2 separate regions of the Homo sapiens genome follow, and region 2 is linked to region 1. A link is an interaction called in ENCODE POLR2A ChIA-PET data of the cell type or tissue named here. Cell type or tissue: IMR-90. All regions are shown on one strand.

The links. Peaks named below come from ENCODE experiments on the same cell type or tissue, not always from the same donor. Only the 100,000 strongest peaks of a DNase experiment are listed, where the experiment ranks them.
Region 2: POLR2A ChIA-PET joins it to region 1 with 11 read pairs; 2 of 35 experiments call an interaction of 5 or more read pairs at or near these places.

The regions. Positions count from the first base shown.
Region 1 is chr11:64,299,698-64,302,197 of GRCh38, forward strand. KCNK4 (potassium two pore domain channel subfamily K member 4) reads left to right here. Exons shown (of 7, transcript NM_033310.3): 7 at 1-334. The coding sequence ends at 29. It overlaps CATSPERZ (catsper channel auxiliary subunit zeta), which reads left to right and starts at 661. Exons shown (of 5, transcript NM_001039496.2): 1 at 661-734; 2 at 960-1,290. The coding sequence starts at 714. It overlaps KCNK4-CATSPERZ (KCNK4-CATSPERZ readthrough (NMD candidate)), which reads left to right. Exons shown (of 11, transcript NR_133662.1): 7 at 1-734; 8 at 960-1,290. RefSeq lists an enhancer at 1-555. In IMR-90, a CTCF peak has its summit at 1,473 (motif pointing left); a DNase peak (open chromatin) is centred at 1,474; H3K4me3 peaks cover 378 bases; H3K27me3 peaks cover 1,378 bases.
Region 2 is chr11:64,071,514-64,074,013 of GRCh38, forward strand. The region is part of intron 3 of MACROD1 (mono-ADP ribosylhydrolase 1); the gene reads right to left. All of the region lies in intron 1 of FLRT1 (fibronectin leucine rich transmembrane protein 1), which reads left to right. Among named protein-coding and RNA genes, the nearest start is that of FLRT1, 37 kb to the left of the region's middle. RefSeq lists a silencer at 1,790-1,978. In IMR-90, no CTCF peak of the experiment used is centred here; no DNase peak of the experiment used is centred here; H3K27me3 peaks cover 213 bases.

The sequences.
Region 1 (2,500 bases):
GTCCCCGAGACAAAGGCGTGCCGGTGTAGGGGCAGGATCCCTGGCCGGGCCTCTCAAGGGCTTCGTTTCTGCTCTCCCCGGCATGCCTGGCTTGTTTGACCAAAGAGCCCTCTTTCCACGAGACTGAAGTCTGGGGAGGAGGCTACAGTTGCCTCTCCGCCTCCTCCCTGGCCCCGGCCCTTCCCTCACTTCCATCCATCTCTAGACCCCCCCAAGGCTTTCTGTGTCGCTGCCCCGGGCGGGTGTATCCCTCACAGCACCTCACGACTGTGCCTCAAAGCCTGCATCAATAAATGAAAACGGTCTGCACCGCTGCGGGCGTGACGCTCCCGGACGCGAGTGGGTGTGGAATTGCTTTCCTCGGGCCACCGTGGGGGCACCTCTGGCCTCCCGTGACCCCCAGGCCGAGGGTCCCCGGGCACCCAGGTCGGTCAAGTCTCGGCCCTCTCAGGCCCGCGTCTCTGCCTGGAGGAGACTGTGTAGGGTCCGGCGTGGGGATCAGCCAGGATGGGCTGCGCGTCTCCAGCCTCTGCACACACATTGGCGGGTGGGGTGCAGGGAGGGAGAGGCAGGGGAGAGAGAATGGCATCTCGCGTGGAGGGCTGTCGTTTGAACTCTCCCAGCGCGAGAGACCCTGCCCCGCCCCCTTCCTGGAGCGTTGACTCCCTTCTCGTCTCGAGGCCTGTGGCGTCTGGGTCCGTTGGGGCAGAACCATGGAGGAAAAGCCTTCGAAAGTAAGACGTCTCCCTAGGCCCCTTACCCTGTCCGCTCCAACCCACCCTTGGTCCGACTCGGGCCCCTGGCGCTATTTCTTACTCAGCCTTGGCTGCCCGCAGCCCCCACCCAACCCCACGTTCTACGGGATCCCCAACCCGGCCCGGCTCAGTTCCCCAGCCCGCTCTTCCTTCCCGCTCCAGCCATCCGCGACCCTTGGCTCCCTCCTTGTATGTGGCCCACAGGTGTCGCTCAAGTCTTCCGACCGCCAAGGCTCGGACGAGGAGAGCGTGCATAGCGACACTCGGGACCTGTGGACCACGACCACGCTGTCCCAGGCACAGCTGAACATGCCGCTGTCCGAGGTCTGCGAGGGCTTCGACGAGGAGGGCCGCAACATTAGCAAGACCCGCGGGTGGCACAGCCCGGGGCGGGGCTCGTTGGACGAGGGGTACAAGGCCAGCCACAAGCCGGAGGAACTGGACGAGCACGCGCTGGTGGAGCTGGAGTTGCACCGCGGCAGCTCCATGGAAATCAATCTGGGGGAGAAGGACACTGCATCCCAGATCGAGGCCGGTCAGTGTGGCCTCGCCAGGCCGTGGGCACCCGCAGGGCAATAAGCTGGCCAGGGACTCAATTTCTGGAGCTGTAAAATGGGGGGAAGCTGATGGGATCCAAGTTTCTAGGATTCTCTGGGAGAGGCGCCCGCGCCAATCTTTCGCCCTTTAAATCCGCCAGGCATTCTTGGAGCGCCCCCTCCCGGGCAGGCGTTGTAACAGGCCTTTCGGTCGTGACGCGCAGAGTCCGGGGAAGGACGCACCAAATAAATTGCGCAAAGACCCCGTGGTAGGACCTGCGGGGTTTTTTTGTTTTGTTTGTTTTGTTTTGTTTTGTTTTTGAGACAGGATCTCACTCTGTCGCCCAGGCTGGATGGAGTGCAGTGGTGCGATTATAGCTCACTGCAGTTCAAGTGATCCTCCCGCCTCCCACTTTTTTTTTTTTTTTTTTTTTTGAGACGGAGTCTCGCTGTGTCGCCCAGACTGGAGTGCAATGGCACGATCTCTGCTCGCTGCAACCTCCGCCTCCCGAGTAGCTGGGATTACAGGCGCGCGCCACCACGTGCGGCTAATTTTTGTATTTTTAGTAGAGACGGAGTTTCACCATGTTGGCCAGGCTGGTCTCGAACTCCTGACCTCAAGTGATCCGCCGGCCTCGGCCTCCCAAAGTGCTGGAATTACAGGCTTGAGTCACTGCGCCCGGCCTTTGTTTTTTAGAGATGACGTCCTGCTTTGTCACCCAGGCTGGAGTGCAGTGTTGTGATCATAGCTCACTACAGCCTCAAACTCCTAGGCTCAAGGTATCCTCCAACCTCAGCCACCCCCACCACCCCGAGCTGGGAGGACAGGCCGGCACCATCCTGCTCAGCTAATTTTTTATTTTTTGTAGAGAAAATTTCGACATGTTGCCCCAGCTGGTCTCAAACTCCTGGGCTCAAGTGATCCTCCTGCTTCGGCTTCCCAAAGTATTGGGATTACAAGTGTGAGCCACCATGCCCGGCGAGACCTGTGTTTTTAATGGAATCATCCCACCAGTTGCAAGAGTTAACTCCTTGTCTTATGATTTGCGCTGGTTGAGGAGGTGTACGTCTTTCCATTAGTCAGTTGCTGGTTACAATTTCTAAGCCCCTACTACGTGCTGGGCACTGTCTGGCACCCCCTCAAACTACTTCATCAGAGAGTAAGAACCAATAACAGTATAACAATGGTTACATATTGAGCACTTGCTG
Region 2 (2,500 bases), 230 kb before region 1:
ACCCTGGGGCCCATCCCAGACCAGGGGCCCACTCTGGGCAGGGTGGGAAACCTTGCCCCTTAGTTTCCTTCCCCAAATGACCGCTCTTCCCACTACAGGTTCTGTCGTATCACCTCTCCAGACCTGTTTCCCCATTTGTGAAGTGGGAACCACAGAGCCCCCCAGCTTGGTGGTTATGGGGTGGTCATGAGACCAAGGCCCTTTGTCAAGCAGGAGGCCCTAGAGTCACAGATGGCAGGAGACTGGCCTGCCCCATCCTCCTCAGGGCCTGTGGGGCCTAAAGGCCAAGGGGTAGGGATGGATCTTTAAGGGGCATCGAGACTCACCCAGGCCAGGCTGTGGGCCGTGGGCAGTAGTGGCGAGAGCCCTGGGAGGGCGCCTCAAGAAGCAACCCCTAATCTGCCCAGTGACACTTCTAGGTCCCGGCTCTGCAGTCTGGAGAGGCCTCAGCTGCCGAGGGGAACGGGCTGGCTCCTGAGCCGCTCCAGCAGGTCGATAGCAAAACAAACGCACTATTGACCGCCGCGCGCACTAAATCCTCCCGGCAGACAAGATGATGTGAGCCCGAATCGAATCGACTGCTGAACTCATAACCGCTGGGGCCTGCCCCGGCTGGCAGCCAGGGGTGGGAGTGAGTGGGAGCTGTGGCTGGGCCTGGGGGGACTTGGGGGTCGGGAGCAGGGTCTGCTTCATCCTCAGCTGCTGTGGGATGGAGGGGCTGGTTCTGCACCCAACCCACAGATGGGTACAGGGGTGATGCCGGCCCTGGAGAGCCAGGCCCCAGAACTGTAGCAGCCTGTGGCTGCACCAGGGCGAGCCTTTGGGGGTTGCCTCTGGCAGAGGCCGTGGAAGCCAGCAATGCAGGAATCCCAGAAGCCAAAATTAGAAGGTCAGCTGATCCGGCTCATTTAAAAAAAAAAAAATAATAATTACATAACATTGGATAAATATGAAACGTACATGTGGCATTCCATAAGTTACGAGCATGATGATAAACCAGGCACCCGTGAACCCGCCACAGAAACTAATAACATAGCAGCTGCGCTGCATCCTGACGTGTGGCCTTGGCCATGTTTGCTGGGGCCTTGGTCTCCACAAACATCAGATGGGGATAACAAAGCCCCCTCGCCCCCATGCCCTGGTTATAGGGCTGTTCTCCCCATGCCCTGGTTATAGGGCTGTTCTGGGGATTAGAGGAGTTAATGTCTTAAAGCACTAGAAATACATTAAGAAGCAACTGCTTTTGGAATCTGGGGTTGATCTCTGTCTTGCTTTGTGTTGCAGCTCCACCCTGCATGTGGCTCAGTGGTCCCCAACCAGAGCGTCTGAGGGTCTGTGAACCCCGAATCCCACATAAACCTACGTGTGGAGCAGGGGCTTTATTTTTTCTCAAAAGAGTCAGGTTCTCAAGGTGACCTTCCCCAAAGTGGAACCCTCTGATCTGTTCTAACTGCCCTGTCTTCTGAAGGGTCCTGCAGCCCAGAGAGGGGTCGGGACCCACCCACAGGCAGCCAGAGGCAGAGCCAGCAGGCCCAGCTCCTGACGGCACAGAGCCACTTGTCCCTGCTCCAGGGTGCCCAGACACATGCAAAGAGGCTGCGGAGGGGGCCAGGGACCCCCACCGTGGGTTTCTGAGGGCCACGGGGCACCAGGCACAGACTCCCAGGGCTGCCTGCTTCTGCCTAAGTTTACCCCCTCATCCGGCCATCGGTTTCTTCAGAGATACTTCTGGGTACCCGCTCTGTGCTGATGGAGCTGGCTGTGATCAACCGGCTGTCACTTAACCAGTGTCCTGTGCCCCCAGCAGACTCCCACTCCCCCATGCCCATCCTGGCTTTGCTCTGAGGCAGCCCAGACCAGACTTGGGGGTCCCAGAGACCTGTCTTTGAACCCCACTTGCAACTTCTGGCTTCTACTCTTAACTCCCTTGAGCCTTAGTTTGGGCACCTGTCAGGTGGACAGCATGAAACTGGAGGTTGGTGGAAGGATTAGCTGAGGTCCTCTGTGGCACTTACTAATTAACTTAACTAATTCAAAATTAGTGCCAGTTGCCTGCCGTGCTGAGGCCACTGGCCTGGCCCAGGTACGGCAGGTGCAGGCCAGAGCCAGCGCTGGGGGTGCACATGTACGTCTGGGCCGGGAGCCTGTGAGGTCTGGCACATCAGATGGCATGCGAGAGTGTGCGTGCGCGTGGGTTCTCGCCTCCCAAACACACTCCTTGGGGAGTAAAAGCTGGGCCTCGGCAGGGTAAACACTGGAGCTTCCCACTGAGAAACCCAGCAGCCGCATCCAGCCCTGTGTTGGGGAGGGGGGCCCACAGCCCCCAGAGCCTTGCAGGGCCAGAGATGCAGTTGGGGACCCGGATCCAGCCCAGCCACTTAGGGGCTCTGGGGTTGAAGGGTTGGTTGGGCTGAAGGTCAGGGAGGGAGGCTGGGGCCCTGAGCCCCCAGGGTGCTTTGGAGGCCCAGGCACAAGGCAGAGGCGTCTGGCCAGGCCCTGA